3 separate regions of the Homo sapiens genome follow, and all the other regions are linked to region 3. A link is a loop called in an ENCODE intact Hi-C map of the cell type or tissue named here. Cell type or tissue: natural killer cell. All regions are shown on one strand. Links, peaks and the distances in the headings refer to the core of each region. The heading gives the core; the rest is flanking DNA.

Region 1 (5,000 bases), core at 1-5,000, 310 kb after region 3:
ATTACAGGTGTGAGCCACTGCACCCGGTCAAAAATAGACCTTTTAAATCTCAATAAAATATCATCTTCCATAGCAGAAATTCAGCTCAGTGCAGTAAACATTGTCCTGTACCTTCTATATATATAGGGTAGGCATTGTACTATAGAGATTATCAAAATGGGAAAGAAACTGGCACTCCCCTGAACATACAGTGTAATACTGATGGGGGAAGATAAGACAAATACTCATTAATTTGGTCTTCCTCAGTGATAACAAGAATTGTTAAAGGATTAAAAAGTCAGATTTTTGTAATGCTTCATAAAATGGGCATTTTATATTTCTAACCATATTAACTGATATGAATTATAAAGAAAATTTTTAATCCTTTGATGTTACTGTGGTTACAAAAACGAGATTGAAAAATGGTGTTAAATATTTTAAGTATTTAAATTTCATTCTTTAATAATTTGATAATGCTTTTCCTGGTGTATATACTGATTCAAAGATTGATTTTTGTATATTGCCACAGTGACCTCTTGTGGGGGAAACATTTATCTCATACATTTTATTAACTAAATCATTCTGCAAATAGGTTTCAGACTGAAATTCAAACAGTGAATAAACAGTTCCCATGTGAGCCATTCAAATTTTTGGAGCCAACTCTAAGACTAGAATATTGTGAAGCATTGGCTATGCTTAGGGAAGCTGGAGTCGAAATGGGAGATGAAGACGATCTGAGGTTTGTCTTTGTGGCTTTTTTTTTACTTTAAGTTCCAGGATCCATGTGCAGAACGTGCAGGTTTGTTACATAGGTATACATGTGCCATGGTGGTTTGCTGCACCTATTGACCCGTCCTCCAAGTTGTCTTTGTGATTTTTAAAACCTTGGTAATTTGGTTTAAGATAAGAAAAAATGAAAATATTAATAAATGATTTTTTTCACCTGATACACTTACATTTTATTAACTTTGGTATACAGTATGATGCTCTTTTATATAATGTGTGATCTGAAATAAAAGTGTTTACTATAGTTTGCCTAAGTTTTCATAATTTTGTTTATAAACACCATTTTCCATTATTTTCCCCTCATGTTTGTAACTCTTTAAAGAGTATAGAGAGTTTTGCCTGTGATTTTATCTTCTAATATGTTACTTCTCTTTCCAGATTAGTGGTATTAGAGAAGGTAGACAGCAGTCTAAATCCATCCCCACACAGGATCGGGGTATAAACTGTTAACATCCAAAAGTTATAAAAGTCAATATTGTTTATATAGTGTCATACATACTATATTATATATAGTATTTAGTATAGTATTATCTAAATTTAGATCATACGACTTATAATTTTGAAACAAATTATGTAGTTTAATAAAGATTGAGGCTGGGCATGGTGGCTCATGCCTGTAATCCCAGTACTTTGAGAAGCCAAGGTAGGAGGATCATATGAGCCAGGATTTCGGGACCAGCCTGGACAACACAGAGAGATGCTGTCTGTACAAAAAAATTTAAAATTTAGCTGAACATGGTGGCACACACCTGTAGTCCCAACTACTCCAGAGGCTGAGGCAATTGGATCACTTGTGCCCAGGAGTATCAAGGCTGTAGTAACCCATGATCATGCCACTGTACTCCAGCCTGGGTGACAGAGTGAAAGCCTGTCTGTAAAAAATAAATAAACAAAACATGTAAAGGTAATTTCTATCTACTTATATTTTATTCAAGACTTCCTTGAATGATTCCTTTAAACCATCACAATACATGTGTATTTAGGAGGGAAAGGAAATGATTATTGTCACTTTTTAGGGTTTCTCAAAAAACAATTCACCCAAAACCCTTTATTTTTGTTTAACAAAAAAAAATATATATATATGGCTTTAAATATTGCCTACATTGCTAGATGACATTTTAAGGCAAGATGAAAATCCTATAAGCTTAGGTAGTATTTTTTTAAGTATTTTAGAAATTGTTTTTACATAAGATAGAAGCTGAAGTAGCTACCTCTTGGCCATAGAAATGTAACGTGTTTATATAAACACTTTTAAAACCTTGGATAATACTAATTTTTATTTCATAAACCATTGATAAAGAGTACCAAAAAGGGAAGATTATTTCATGGCAAGACTAGCCCATATTAGTATAGCGAACTTTTATTATGTGTAATTGTAGGAAATTACTTCATCCATGATATTTCTGAATCAATGAATTGCTATATTCTGTTTATTGCTTTAATTAAATATTTGAGCAGCATCTACTAAGCACTGAGTCACTGTACCAAGGTATACTCATAAGTGATTTTCAGTAGTACTTGCCTTTTAAGAAAAGAGCAGAATAGACAACTGCGTGTTCTGGCCAAATTTTGTAATCCCTTGAGAAACTCAAATAGAAGAAGTTCCTTATTAATGTTTTTAAGTTGCCATTTGATCTTCAAACACTGATTTCACGTTTCTTTTTCAGCACACCAAATGAAAAGCTGTTGGGTCATTTGGTAAAGGAAAAGGTAGGACTCTTTATATGCTGGATTTCTTTTTCTAATTCTGAAATGTCTCTTGGGACTAAAAACAATTGCAGAGGGGTCTGAGCTTCCTAGAATGGTATGATTCTGGAATAAATAAAAACCGAAGAAGGACAACATTAAAAAAATTTTTTTCTTAGAAAATTGAGAAATATTCAGACAGCCTGCCTTTCTCCCAGATGATCTGATTAACTCAGTATTTAATATTTTTACGAAGTTGTTCTGAGGTGTCTCTAAAAGTGATACCTATGTCGGATTAGTTGGAAATGACCTCCAAGTTATTTGAAAATTATTTAGAAATGGTCTTCCCTGTGTACCCCTGCTGTCTCATGAGACTTCAAGATGAATGAGGTTCCTCTCTCCCTCTTATGTAATAGCTACTTTCCAATCTCATTTTCTAAAACCAAGACTCCAAAGAGGATAAAAGCTAAACTTAGTATGATCTTTTTAAAATTTTTAAGATAATGATATAATGAAAAGGAAAATTAGTCCTTGAGCTCCTCCTACTGGTGGCAGTTGAAACTGTTAGACTAGAGAACTGATATTTCTGAAGTCATACAATATTCAGTTTATACCTTTAAAATGCTGTTTCAGCAGAGCCAGTTTCAGTTTGTCAGCTATTAACATCCTCATCTCAAGTTTTATCAAAAATGTTGAAAGTCAAAAACTGTTGGAATGTAATTTTTTTTTTTTTTGAGACGGAGTTTCGCTCTTGTTGCCCAGGCTGGAGTGCAATGGCACTATCTTGGCTGACTACAACCTCCACCCCCTGGGTTCAAGCGATTCTCCTGCCTCAGCCTCCCGAGTAGCTGGGATTACAGGCGCCCACCACCACACCCAACTAATTTTTTGTGTTTTTAGTAGAGATAGGGTTTCACCATGTAGGCCAGGCTGGTCTCGAACTCCTGACCTCAGGTGATTCACCTACCTTGGCCTCCCAAAGTGCTGGGATTACAGGCATGAGCCACCGCGCCGGGCCCTCAAATGTAATTTATTTATTTTTAATTAAATCTAGGTCACATAGTAAGCATTCTCTAAAAAAAGTCATAATTTCAAGTTAATGTCATTTATTTCTTTCAGTTGTAGCATTCATTTGAAGAAAACTACCAAAATCTCATGTATATATCTAGATAAAAATTTAAATTCTTGGGAAGATAATCCATGTTTTTCAATGATGGATATTGTAAAATACATCAAATTTCCCAAAATAATTCATGGACTTAATATAGTTTCTATAACAATCAAAAGGATTTGAGATAATTTTTTTCATTATAAAATGCATCAGAATGACTAGATGAACTAGAATAACAAAGAAAAAAGTAAAAATCAAAGATGTTTATCAAAGTGTAATTTAGAATGGGGGAGAAATTAGAAAGGGCTTACATGTTCAAAAAAAAAAAAAGGAAAAAAATGAATATTTAAACCGTAGGCCTGGCACTGTGGCTCATGCTTGTAATTCTGGCACTTTGGGAGGCCAAGGTAGGAGGATCATTTGAGGCCAGGAGTTCAAGACCAGCCTGGGCAAACATAGCGAGATTCCATCTCTACAAAAAATTTTAAAAATTAGCCAGGCTCCTGCTTAAGCCATGATCTCATCATGCACTCGAGCCTAAGCAACAGAGCAAGACCCCATCTCTTAAAAAAAAAAAATTTAAAAACTATGGATAATAAGTAATGCCTAAAAATTAGGTATTGCAAGAATTTATGACACCATGGCAAAATGCTGTAGGATAAAAATGTTACTGAAAAAAGCAAGATATTCATTGTATATACAATATAATTAGAGTAATTACGAAGAACCAAAATTTTTGTATAAAGTTAATTACCAAAATGTTAGCCATTTTACTTTTTAAAAATGTATTTTAATTGCATTTATTCTTTTTATAGTATGATACAGATTTTTATATTCTTGATAAATATCCATTGGCTGTAAGACCTTTCTATACCATGCCTGACCCAAGAAATCCCGTAAGTAATTTGGTTTTAAGTAACCCATTTTGAGGCAGAAGGGAAATTTTATTGTCACTGTCAGATTGTATAATAGGAATAATGGTTTTCATTAATAATTTGCAGTTTTGATAGACATACGTATTACCATTGATGTCTGTCACCACTGGTCAAAATGATATTGTAAAATTTGAATATTCTAGAAAATTAGTTTTAAAAACCTATGTTAAAATCATTTTACTTGGTCATTTTTCTGAAGATTTATGAGAGAGAAAGACTATGTAAATTATAAATAGTACTACTAGATTTGCATACTTTAGTAAATCATCCTGTCATTGACCTTAAACTGGGAATTCACATTGTATCCTGGGAGTTAATAATCTAAATAATGTCTTACGGTCTTTTACCGTTTTTCCATTGCAGTGGTTTCTAAACTTTACCATGCATCAGAATCACCTGGAGGGCTTTTTAAAACACCAGTTGCTGAGGCAGAATTTCTCATTAGTTGCTGTGGAATGGGAGCCTGATAATTTGCAGGCCCCACTCCAGACCAAGTAAAAAAT
Region 2 (5,000 bases), core at 1-5,000, 79 kb before region 3:
CAGTAAGGCAGATGGAATTCCAGCAGTAAATATCTAGTGATTACAGTGGGATGAGTGCCTGATGGAGTGGCTGAGAGAGTGTGAAGAAAGAAGAGATTCCTATGGCTGGAGGGAGTGAGAAGCTTCCTGGAGGAGGCAGCAATGGTGTCTTGAAGGAGGGTTTCAAGAGACTAGGATGGGCATGAGAAGAGGATGAGAGAACAACTGGCCTGACTGCGCCCGCAGGCCTGATTGGTCTGACAAGGGATCTGAAAGGACAGTGACAAGGAAGGAAACCAACCTTTGTTGAGCACCTACTATGTGTAAGCACATATATTTTCAGATATCTTTACCATTACCCTCAATAGGTTGAATTATTCCTATTTGTAGGCAGAAAAACAGAGCTTTAAAGAGATTGAGTGACTTGTTTTGGGTCCCAAAGGCTAGGATGTGGCAGGTCCAGGACTTTTCGCCTAGTCTTCCCAACTCCAAAGTCTGTTCACTTTCTCTACACTAAGCTGCTTTCCTGGATCTGAGGCTGGAAAAGGCCGATTATGGCCACATGCTAGAAAGCTAAAGAACTTGGATTCTTCCTTCCTCCTTGCCTAGTTAAATTCTTCTAGGACTGGTTCAAACCCTACCCTTCTCACTAGGCCTTTCCTGAATGTTCCAGGCCCTCTGTATTCCCAAATACTGTTGACAGAGTCCCACTGCCCTACAAAATCTTTACTGGATCATGTGAATCCATCATGAATCCCCAATAAAAATGCAAGTTCTTAAAGAAGAGGAACAGATCATGCCCCAGAATAAGCAATTATGGAATCAGTTCTCTCTTTTTGGAGAGGATATGGAGACCGGCAATGGCTGCGTTCTCCCCAGCACGGTCTGCCTGCACTCATGTTAGAAGGAGTGGGCACTCCCCAATTCCCCAAGGCCTATCAGCAGACACTGGCCTTCTCTGAAGTTTCTCTCTCTGCAAGGAGATCACAAGGAAACATGCACCACAAGAGCAGCCAATGCAACCTGCCACTGGAACACAACTGGACACACCTAGTCACTCACCCTGGAAATGCATTATGGAATTTCATGGAATGGAACCTAGAGAGCTGCACCTCCCTCCCAGCCTGGAAGGAGACACTGCCACAGGCAGCTCCAGCTCCCACGTGGGAAGACCTGCAGATGGTGCCAAGTCACAGCCTGGGAATTTATTCAGCTATCCCTGAATTTAGTGCCTAGATGGATGTGTCAAAGGGAGGAAGCAGCCTTACCTGCCCAGTGGTGTGGATTTGATGTCTCTGATCATTTCCAGGCGGTTTAACACTTCCACTCTTGTAATGGTTGATTTTCCAGGTCACAAATTTCATGGGTATACTTATTACTTATAGGATAACTATTGATCATTTAATTGCAAGGTAAATACCATAGAAAAGCATGGGAAAATCACATGGTAAACAATTATAGCCTAAGTACTGGTTATTTTGTAGTCTGCCTGGCTACCAGTCATTTATTTTCTAAGTAAAAATTTAGTCCTAGAAAATCTCTCATTGGTATATACAGGAATGCTCAAGAAGTGTCTCCTTTTTAATTCATAATTACATCAGCAGTATGTTACATATATCCTTATCTTGTTCTCCCTGAACTCTCACATGACCATTTTCTTTCCATGGTGCATTTCTTAAAGATGTAGTGAATGGAAGAAGGCCAGCTTTGGGACATGCAAACCTAGGAAAGAATAACCATCATATTACTTACAAGTGGTGCTACCTTGGGCAAGATGCTTACACTGTCTAAGCCTTAGTTTTTCACCTGTCAGACGGTATGAAAATACCTACTTTGTATGAACATTGTTAGCAATAAGACCATTTATATAATGCCTCTGGTACATAGTAATAATGACTGTAAGTATCTATATGGTGCTTAATCCATGCCAGTCATTGTTTTAAGCACTCTGTGGTGTGTATTATGTCAATCTTCACAACAGCCTCCATCAAAGAGCAACAATTATCATCCCCATTTCGTGGGTAGGAAACTGAGGCACAGAGAGGTTAAATAACTTGCCTGAGGCCAACAGCTAACAGGTGGTAGAACAGGGATTCAAACCCAGGAAGACAGGCTTCAGAGTCCATGCTCTTAACCGCTACACTAGCTTGTGCCTGTAGAGAGAGGGCACAAGCTATTTACACTTGGAAGGCACTGTGAGATGATGTGGATTCACTGGAGGAGTGAGAGGGTCAGATGTTGGATTTAGGGGCTGTGGTAGGCAGCCGTTAAGATGGTCCCCAAGGATCCCCACCTCCTGGTATTTATGCCCTTGTGTAGTCTCCTCCCCTTTAGTGTGCACTAGACCTGGTGAATTTAAAATTTGAATACAGCAAAAGTGATAGGCTATGTCTACTGAGGTTAGGTTGCGAGAAGATCGTGGTTTTCACCTTGTGCAGTCTGACTCACACACACTTGCTCACTCTGAGGAGAGCCACCTGCCATGTTGTGAGCGGCCCTGTGCAGAGGCCCACATGGCAGGGAACTGAGCTCTCTGGTGAACAGCCAGCAAAAGCCTGAGATTTGCCAACAGTCACTCCAGGGGGCTTGGAAGCAGATGCTCCCCAAGTCAAGCCTTGAGAGGATTGCCGCCAGCATTATTGACAGCACCAACCTCAGCCCAAAGTTTTAAATGCTAAGAAGCTGAGCGAATAAAGGGTTTTTCCAGCACTTTCAGAACCTTCATCAGCAAAATCGCTGAAGATAAATTTAATAAAGGAAAACAGAAAAGGAAGGAGATAGGTTTGTCTGTTTGTTGTTTTTGTTTTCTTAATAGGGACCACTCATTTCTCTGACAGCGTAGGTTAGTGAGTGAAGCTCTGTCTGCATCAGAAGGAATAAGACCTGGGTCCTGTCTCACCCCCACTCTGCTCCCTAACTCCTCCCTCAATAGCTGTATAGCATCTGTAAAGTCTGTGATAGGAGTCTCAGTTGTCCCATCTGTAAAAAGGGATAACACTTAGTCTGCCTTGGTAAACAAGGCCAGGTCATCTTTCAAGGATTCTTCTTGTTCTGAAAGGCACAGCTCTCTGTGACCTTATTCAGGCTGAGTATTGACAGCTCTATCACTGTGGTTTTCCAGCTTTTTGGTCTCAGGACCTCTTTACTCTTCTAGAAATTCTGAAGATCCGAAAGAGCTTTCATTTATAAAGTGAGTTTTATATCCATATATACACATATATATCAGTATTTTCTGTATTACACATATATATCAGTATTTTTCTGTATTAAAAACTAAAACAGAAATTGGCCGGGCACGGTGGCTCATGCCTGTAATCCCTGCACTTTGGGAGGCCAAGGTGGGTGGGTCACCTGAGATCAGGAGTTCGAGACCAGCCTGACCAACACGGAGAAACCCTGTCTCTACTAAAAATACAAAATTAGCTGGACGTAGTGGCGCATGCCTGTCATCCCAGCTACTCGGGAGGCTGAGGCAGGAGAATTGCTTGAACCAGGGAGGCAGAGGTTAGGGTGAGCAGAGATGGCGCCATTGCATTCCAGCCTGGGCAACAAGAGCAAAAAAACTGTCTCAAAAAAAAAAAAAGAAAGAAAACTAACAGAAATTTAAATATATGTATTTATATTCGTTTATTTAAAAATAAGCCTATTACATATTAACATAAAATATAATTTTATGATAAATAGCTACTGTTTAAAAAAAGAGTGAGAGGAAGGGCATTGTTTTGCCTTTTTGCAAATCTCTTTAATGTGGGGCTTAATAGAAAACAGCTCATTTCTCATATCCACTTCTGCACCCATTCTTTCACAATATCACATGCTACATAGCCACTGGAAACTCCTCAGTATGCTGGTGAGAGAATGAGAGAGAAAAGAGCTAATGTCTTAGTATTATTATGAAAATAGTTTTGACCTTACAGACCCCCTTAGAGGGTTTCTTGAATCCCCAGGGGTCTCTGGACCACACTTTGAAAACTGCTGCTCTGTTAATTCTTATTGGAAATGTTAACATTTCTTCTCAAACCTTCTGCCTACCCACCATCAAAAAAAAAAAAAAAAAGAACAAAATAGCACACATACACACACATACAAACACACATGGCAATTTCCACGCTCTATTTTACTACAGCCCCTCTCTGGGAAACTGCAAATCAAAATATTAACCCTGAGCAACCCTCTGCAGAAACACCACTCCTCAAAGCAGGGTGTCAGCCCATCCTCCCAAATGGTGGCTTCTAGCTTATCTATTCTGAACCCAATGAAAGTAACAAATGGCTTCTTGAGGGTTTGCATCTAGCTTCTCCAGCTGGATGAATAGCTGAGGAATTTCAAATGTTGCTTGCCTTTGAAGCCTTGGCTTCAAAAACAAATGCCTAAAGGAAATCAGCAATGAACAGGACTGCTTCAAAAGCAACAGCTAGCAACCCCCTGATCCAACAAAACCACAGAGACCCTCTAAAGTCCCGAGAGTCAGCCAATCGGGAAGCAGCCTAAACTGGGGGCAGGGGGCAACATCAGGCCAATTGGGGGTTTTCTAAGACAGCGTTTAACAAAAAGCTAAGTGGAAAAAGAAATCCCTAGATCTGTTCACACTACATAGGTGGGCTACGGGTTGGGAAGACTCCAGTTAAAGGGTTTTCATTGTAGTTCTGCCACCAGCTTGGTGTCACCAAAAGCAAGTGACTTATTCTGAAAATGACAAAGAGCACAAGATGAGCATTTAAGTTCCTTCCAGCTTTTTAATGCTATATTTCTTATCATTAATGCACATAGGTCTAAGGATATATTTCTGAACCAAAGATAGAGTACATTTCTTATCCCATTTATGCCTGAAATACCTAATAATTCTTTCATTTATTCAATAATTATCAAGACCACAGTTTGTGGCAGGTACTGTTCTAACACTGAGGATACAGCAGTGAACAAAATATTGAAAAATTCTTGCCCTCATGAAAGTTATATTCTAGTAGGAGAGTTAGACAAATAAAATACATCATGTATCAGTGGTTACAAGAGTTATAGAG
Region 3 (8,184 bases), core at 1,724-6,723:
GGATTGCTTTATTTCCTTTACCATCTCTCTTGTCTGTGCTTCCAGATGTTATTAAATAATCTTCTAGATATGCCTTTAGGATTTGCTGCAAAGACACTTGAGATAAAGTATCTGTCAGAACCAACCTGGTAAGAATAAATGGGAAATATTTGGTATGAGAGTTGGGACCTTCCCTCCAGCAGTGATTATTCCAAGACAGGACAGTTTCCGACTGAAGACAGAGTCTCTTCCACAGTATCCTTTATCAAGACATTAAAATCTTCCTCCTAGTGCCTAGAAGTCAAATCTCCTTTTTATCATTTGCTTGAATACTGTTTTCTTAATGACTTTACAAGAAGGATACATGTGAAGAGTCTGAATAAAACGATGATAGAAATAAGGATATTTGAGAAATCAGAATATTGAGAAGGAATACTTGACTAATAGCGAAGTGCAATAAACTGTTAATAGCCATAATCATTGGCAATCCAGGCACAAAAGAGAACTGTTTTTTTTTAATGGAATGATTTTTTTTTAATTTCAATAGGTTTTGGGGGAACAAGTTGTATTTAGTTACACGGATAAGTTCCTTAGTGGTGATTTCTGAGATTTTGGTGAACCCATCACCTGAGCAGTGTACACTGTACCCAGTGTGTAGTCTTTTATCTCTCACCCCCTCCCACCATTTCCCTGAGTCCCCAAAGTCCATTGTATCATTCTTATGCCTTTGCATCCTCATAGCTCCCATTTATGAGTGAGAACATAAGATGTTTGGTTTTCCATTCCTGAGTTACTTCACTTAGAATAATGGTCTCCAATTCTGTGTGGGTTGTTGCAAATGCCATTATTTCATTCCTTTTTATGGCTGAGTAGTACTCCATGGTATATATATACCACAATTTCTTTAACCACTCGTTGATTGATGGGCATTTGGCTGGTTTCATATTTTTGCAATTGTAAATTGTGCTGCTATAAACATGTATGTGCAAGTATCTTTTTCATATGATGACTTCTTTTTCTCTGGATAGGCACCCAATAGTGGGATTGCTGGATCAAATGGTAGTTCTCCTTTTAGTTCTTTAAGGAATCTCCACACTGTTTGCATAGTGGTTGTGCTAGTTTACATTCTGATCAGCAGTGTAAAAGTGTTCTCTTTTCACCACATCTATACCAACATCTATTATTTTTTTGCTTTTTTGATTATGGCCATTCTTGCAGGAGTAAGGTGGTACGGAATTTTGGTTTTGATTTGCATTTCCCTGATCATTAGTAATGATGAGCATTTTTTCATGTTTGTTGGACATTTGTGTATCTTCTTTTGAGAATTGTCTATTCATGTCATTAGCCCACTTTTTGATGGGATTGTTTGGTTTTCTTCTTGCTGATTTGTTTGAGTTCCTTGTAGATTCTGGATATTAGTCTTTTGTCAGATGTCTAGGTTGTGAAGATTTATCCCACTCCATGGTTGCCTGTTTACTCTGCTGATTATTTCTTTTGCTGTGCAGAAGCTTTTTAGTTTAATTAAGTCCCATCTATTTATCTTTGTTTTTGTTGCATTTGCTTTTGAGTTTTTGGTCACGAAGTCCTTACCTACACCAATGAAAAGACAAGATTCTTTACCAAAAAATGGTATCAACCAAGACAACAAAAGGAACTACTAATAACAAAGAATACATGAAGAACACAACTGAAATATACATCCCCAGTGGACTTATATATTATAAAACTGGTGTTGGGAAGGAAGACAATACCTTCTAAAATTGCCACTTGGAAATCTAAATTGAGAATTTGTCACCAAAAGCATGTAGGGCAAGTCTTCCCCATTGAGTACATATTCCTTGATTTACACATGCACACACACACATACACATATGCTCACAAAGCATGAATGCACATATGCATGCACACAGTGTATGCCTGAAACTTGCAAGTACTTTAAATGTTTACAAGTGAAATAGTATGGAAACATTTCAGAGGTGCTTTGTCTTTGCCACTAGACCAATTATGCAATTATATTCTATTTAGTGAGCCTTCATTATAGTCTCACATTGTGCCAGTTACTTTTATGAGGATTTAATACACACCCAAACTGAGGCAAATTGCTTCATATGTATTATTTCATTTGCTCCTCACGCCTCCTCCTTTTTTTCATGAGGAAACTGTAGTTTCAACCAGTAAATAATCTACGGAAGTTTCCTCAGTGAATGAAGAGCAGAACTATGAACCCAAGGTTGTCTGTTGGACTCCAAAATCTAAGGACTCAAGCACTACCCTAACCTGGGTCCACACAAAAGACAACCATGATACTTAAAATCTTTTAGTCCTCGCAGTACCTTGAATATAGTAGGTGTGACGGATGAGTGGATGGAGGGATGGATGGATGGATAAATGGAAGGATGGATGGATGGACAAATGGACAGATTGGGGAGATGAAGAGTGTTTTTTCTCTCCATAATAATGGATGTATATAAACAAACATCCTTCTGGATATGGAGAGCCTCTATTACTATCTATAGTAGGTAGGTAGGTAGGTAAGTAGGTAGGTAGGTAGAAAATCAAAACACTTGATTTATCTGTTTCATGAATTTAATTTTCCCTTAGAGTTTCCTTTAACCTTTGCATCTCAATATACAGCACAGATGGAAGTATTTAGAAATGAGGTTTCCTAAATTGTGCCTTTATGCCCTGAGCTCATTTGAGGAACACATGAAAATAGCAAGTCTAGGGCCTAATCCCTACATGGATCTGGTGGTTTCACCAGCTCTTGCCATACCAAACCTTTCTGTGCAGCCAGCTGCCTCCCCTGAACAGGAGAGGCCTGGCCACAGCAACCTCCAGGAAAAAAAAGGTTGGGGGGATGTCTGCACACCCACATCTGCTATATAGCAACCCCCATGCCCCAAGCAGAGCCACAAAATCCTCTCCATATAAGGAGATCAGAATTTCTCAGGATGGCCAAACCTTGAGCATGAAATTAGGAAACCCAAGTAAGGAAGAAAAAACCTGCACATGAGCTGCATGAAGCACTGGCACCAGGGCTGACACCAGAGCCAGGGCAGTCCATGTCTGACCAGCCACAGGCCCTGCACAAGTGGGGCACTCCTACATAAACACTGATGGGACACTCTAGGAAGGTTTTTGCACACATTGTTTAATGAATCTTCATCTTGCTGACGTTCATATTGTGTTGATCCCATTCTGCAGATGAGGTAAGGTTTCCAAGAGGTCAGATGATTTACAGGACAGAGCCAAGAGTCAAGCCCGAGTCTGTCTGATTTCGAAGCTAGGATGCTTCCAAACACACTGAACTCCTAATGGTCCCTTCCTGTTCCTGACCCATCCATCTGTCACCCAGCTGCACAGTACAGCTCCCCAGGTGCACAGTAATGTGAGACTTAGTTAAATAACAGTAGTAAAGACCCATATAAAATGTTTACAGCTATATTAAGTTTTCCTCATTGCAGAGTGACTGGGTGCTTCCTGCATCTGATGAGCATTTGGCTTTAAGATGTAACCAAGACTGCTCAAAGTACACAAACACAGCCCACAGGAGAGTGGACACTGTGTCAAAGGTGGGGAAATGACCAGTGTGATCCATTTTGTGTGCAAGCTACGACGATGCTAGAGACTTTGGTCCAGTGGGTCTCCCTGAGATGAAAATAAGACCCTAGTGCAAAACAGTAAGCATGTTGATGCATGTTCCTGGGAACACAGCTTTCACCTATTTCCCAAAGAGGAGCTAGGACCCCCCAGAAGATGGGAAGCATCATCTCAGGGATTCCTTTTAATGACCAATTTTTTAGGTGTCATCCCAGGGCAGCTGTGGAAAAGGCTCAGTGTCAGCACCTGTTTGGCATTCAAAGCCAAACACAGGCTATATTCCAAACCTTCTGTGCTTTGTCTTCCAGGACAGGAAATGCAGATTAACATCCTAAACAGACCCCTCTCCAAGTTAAATTCAGGATTCTCCTGAATCCCTGTCCAATCTGCCTGCAGTACTTCACCATGAGCTACAGTGCTTGCAGAGCTGTACTGTGTTCATTACCAGGCACACACTTCACAGCTGATATCAAATTTCCACAGACAACAACTGTGAAAGCAGGCAGCTAACTGGCCCTTAGCTGTTAGCCAAAGAGCATAGATTCTCAAGAAAGAGAAGTCAAGGATGAAGCCACGGCAAGATTGACATTTGGAATCTAAATTTGACACTGCTGGAAAGGTCCAAAGCCCTCAAGCCCTTGTGCTCTGGAAGGCATTGTTTCACTAAAAAGGGGAAGGATGTCCCCAACAGGTCAAGCAAATGTTTTCGGGACACTGTGGGGTTCCCAGCCACAAACCGCGTGTCAAAACAGAGACCTCGAAGGTGTAGGCATCAGACAGAATTGACGTGAGGCCAAGGGAACAGGAAACAATAAGATAATAACCCTCACTGAAGCCTAGAAACCAAGACCAAACAAACGCACACCCAGGGTCCCTGGGATGTCACATCACAGGCCTCCTGCCAGGGAGTGCTGAGGGGGCACAGAGCTGCCCTCCCTTGCCATCTCTCTGAAGCCCCCACCTTGAATTCTATGCAAAAGCTGTGCTCCCCTACAGCTAGTCTGGAAGGGAAAGAACTTTCTTTAAACTACAGCTGAGGAAGTCAAGACTTCAAGAAGCAGTTTGAATAGCAGGGAGCTGGATAGAGAGCAGGCACAAGATCCAAAGTTTCCTCCACAAAGAATCAGTCAGGTCTGCAGTCTCACTTTTATATCTAATAGGAAATCTAAGGAGCAGAGGACATGGCCCCAGCAAAACATTATAATAAGAAAACCCATGATATACAATGTATGACTTCTTACCATAAACATGCATTACTTTTCTATTTCTTTAAAAGCCACTAAAAATATAAAAAATAAAAATTCAATGAAGTAGATATCATGGGTATTATTGTCACCACATTCTATGAGTAACTCCTGTACCCAAGATCACATAGTTAACTAGTGGAGAACTAGAACTCAGGCCTTCTAACGTTTAACTATTTCTTCAGTTCACCTCACCAGAGGCATCTAAAATAGCTGCCTGGTTCCAACTTTTTATAGGCGGTTTCGTAGCAGTAAAGGTGACTTTACAGGCCAAAGGAATGGTGACTCCCTTCAGATGTCAGCAAGGTGGGAGAAAGAGCCTGGATGACTGTCTTATTCAGCTGAGGCTTCCTGTATACTTTGCACACACAGATGACAGCCTCCCATGCCCTGGGCACTCCTCAAGGTTCTGGGAATGCAAAGGTGTTAAGAAATGGACCCCAGGCCAGGCGCAATGGCTCACGTCTATAATCCCAGCATTTTGGGAAGCCAAGGCGGGCGGATCACAAGGTCAGGACTTCGAGACCAGCCTGGCCAATGTGGTGAAACCCCATCGCTACTAAAAATACAAAAATTAGCCAGGAATGGTGGCACACACCTGTAGTCCCAGCTACTCGGGAGGCTGAGGCAGAAGAATCACTTGAACCCGGAAGGTGGAGGTTGCAGTGAGCTGAGATTAAGTCACTGCACTCCAGCCTGGGCAACAGGCGAGACTCCATCTCAAAAAAAAAAAAAAGAAAGAAAGAAAGAAATGGACCCCAGCTGCCTGAGTTCTCACAGAGCATGGTGGGGGGGCAGAGAAGTAAAGAGAATTCACAACACGGCATGAGAGTACTGAGATGGTAGTGGGTGCAGGATGCCACAGCAGCATTTACCGATGTTTATTGGGTCCCACATTAGGCCAGGCCCTGGGGATTCAGGGACAAATAGGAGGAGGTCCTTATCTTTGAGGATCCCTCTAGCCAGGGGAAGTAAATTAACTCAGCCTAATGGGATCAGCCAATAAGTGCTTTAGTGGACATTTGAATAGAACTCAGAGGATGGAGGAGAGGATTCTGAGCTGCAGGACACCTGGCACTCACTGTGCAACTAGCAAAGGCCCACATTCAGTGCTGCCCAAATGCACTGCCGTCTCTTCTGCCGCTGTGGTCCTCCACCCTTCCCTCTGATTGTTAGAATAACTGAGAAAGTTCAGGGGTTCGCTTCACTTCAAAGCGATTTTCCTCATTGTAGTTGTTCTTGCTGTTCTTGTGAAGCAATCCTTCAGCTCCCTGTTTGCCTTCTCCTTATCATTGTTTTCTCTGCCAGACCTGGTGGGGTCTTCAGAGAGAAATCCATTCGGGAATAACCCTCCTCCCAGAAAAGTCCATCAAAGGCAGCTCCTGTGGGTAAAAGGCTCCACAAGCGGAGGGCAGCTGTAGGAACCACACCAGATGCTCTCGTGGGTCAATAGGTCAAGCCCAACAAAAACTCGAGCTCATATTTCTGAACCTGAGGGCCTCAATAAACTTTAGAGGGCATTTTGAGTATTAAGGTGATACTTGTAAAAATAACTAGAAGTGTGGCATTTCTACTACGGTGTGAAAGCAAAGTAAAATTGGAAATGGCTGACGAATGGCTGTCATGGAGTCAAGCAAGAGAACTGAAAAACATGCTGGGAAAAGAAAACACTTGAAGAGTATTCTAAATTGATCCTCCAACACAAGGAGGCAGTTCAAGTGTAGAGGTTGGATATAAATCGAAAGGGAGCCTCAGTCCTCTGGAAGGAAGAAGGAAGCCTGAGAGTATTTGCAGGTCTCTCCATGGAGCAATAACACAGAAGCTAACAGTGAACGTTTTCTTTTTTTTTTTTGAGACAGAGTCTCGCTCTGTCACCCAGACTGGAGTGCAGTGGCACTATCTCGGCTCACTGCAACCTCTACCTCCTGGGTTCAAGTGATTCTCCTGCCTCAGCCTCCCGAGTACCTGGGACTACAGGTGTGTGCCACCACACCCAGCTAATTTTTGTATTTTAGTAGAGACGGGGATTCACCATGTTGGCCAGGCTGGTCTCAAACTCCTGACTTCAGGTGATCTGCCCGCCTTGGCCTCTCAAAGTGCTGGGATTACAGGCGTTAGCCACCGCACCCGGCCAGTGAATATTTTCAACAGCTTGCTTTCTTCTGCTAAGCACGGCGCCTTGCTAAATAAAGGTGGATCCTAGTAAGCATTGCTTAAATGAATATTGTAGTGTGATTATTTTCACTAGAATTATGTTTGCATTGCAAATGTTGGTGCATCTATTGATGTGGCCTATAGGCCTTCACATTATTTTTATAAAGGCAAATGAACTAAGGGGATGGCCCCACGTGTCTCAAGGCCTCAACCAACTACTCTTCTTCCTTTCTGTCCCTCTCTCAGCAGCAGGAAATTTGATCACTGAGCCTATAGCAAAGGCAACCAATCAATAGCTCAGAGTGGAAAAAGCCCATCTGGGAAAACTCATATAACTGACCCAGCAGAAGGGCGGTAATCAGAGTACGCCTCATGCCGTGTCCCTACTGGCCAAAAATACACAAATTTGGGAATACGTATAAGCAAAAAAACCTGGTAGATTACTATAGAAGAATTAAGATAAGGATCAGGAAAGGGAACAGTTTGATGGAAATCAAGAACCTTTGATTACTCATCTCCTGCAAGGACAATCTGAGAGAAAACACAGTGACATCATTAACCATCAATCATTTATTTTTGGTTCCAGGCCACTTCAATAAAGCAAATGATGCTAAAGCAAGCCATATGAATTTTTTGTTTCCTTGTGCATATAAAAGTTATGTTTACACTATACTGTAGTCTGTTAGGTATTCGATAGCATTATATCTAAAAATGGTACATATCTTAATTTAAAAATACTTCACTGCTAAAAAAATTCTGACAATCATCTGGGCTTTCAGCAAGTCACAATCCTTTTGCTGGTGGAAGGTCTTGCCTCAGTGTTTCTGGCTGCCGACTAATCAGGGCGGTGGTTGCTAAAGGTTGGGAGGGCTGTGGTGATTTCTTAAAATAAAACAACGGTAAAGTTTGCCACATTAATGGACTCTTTCTTTCATGAAAGTTTTCCTTGTAGCATGCATTCCTGTTTGATAGCATTTTACTACAATAGAACTTCTTTCAAAATTGGAGTCAATCCTCTCAAACCCTTCCACTGCCTTATCAGCTAAGTTTATATAATATTTTAAATTTTTTGTTGTCAGATCAACAGTATTCACAGCATATTCAGCAGGAATAGATTCCATCTCAAGAAACCACTTTCCATGCTCAACCATAAGAAGCAACTCCTCGTCTGTTCAAGTTTTATCATGAGATTGCAGGAATGCAGTCA

The links. Hi-C counts contacts between places; a loop is a spot of excess contacts. Peaks named below come from ENCODE experiments on the same cell type or tissue, not always from the same donor. Only the 100,000 strongest peaks of a DNase experiment are listed, where the experiment ranks them.
Region 1: a loop joins it to region 3, with 2.2 times the contacts of the local background. A loop is called at or near these places in 5 of 110 quality-filtered maps.
Region 2: it touches region 3 in a loop (2.5-fold over the local background); 2 of 110 quality-filtered maps call a loop at or near these places.

The regions. Positions count from the first base shown.
Region 1 is chr2:135,911,944-135,916,943 of GRCh38, reverse strand. DARS1 (aspartyl-tRNA synthetase 1) reads left to right here. Exons shown (of 16, transcript NM_001349.4): 11 at 572-718; 12 at 2,433-2,475; 13 at 4,378-4,458. Among named protein-coding and RNA genes, the nearest start is that of MCM6, 38 kb to the right of the region's middle. In natural killer cell, for the core only: CTCF peaks have their summits at 329, 529 (motif pointing left), 2,801 and 3,000 (motif pointing left); DNase peaks (open chromatin) are centred at 513 and 2,993.
Region 2 is chr2:136,303,151-136,308,150 of GRCh38, reverse strand. No RefSeq gene overlaps it. Among named protein-coding and RNA genes, the nearest start is that of CXCR4, 190 kb to the right of the region's middle. In natural killer cell, for the core only: no CTCF peak of the experiment used is centred there; a DNase peak (open chromatin) is centred at 2,420.
Region 3 is chr2:136,222,360-136,230,543 of GRCh38, reverse strand. No RefSeq gene overlaps it. Among named protein-coding and RNA genes, the nearest start is that of CXCR4, 110 kb to the right of the region's middle. In natural killer cell, for the core only: no CTCF peak of the experiment used is centred there; a DNase peak (open chromatin) is centred at 4,363; H3K27ac peaks cover 851 bases.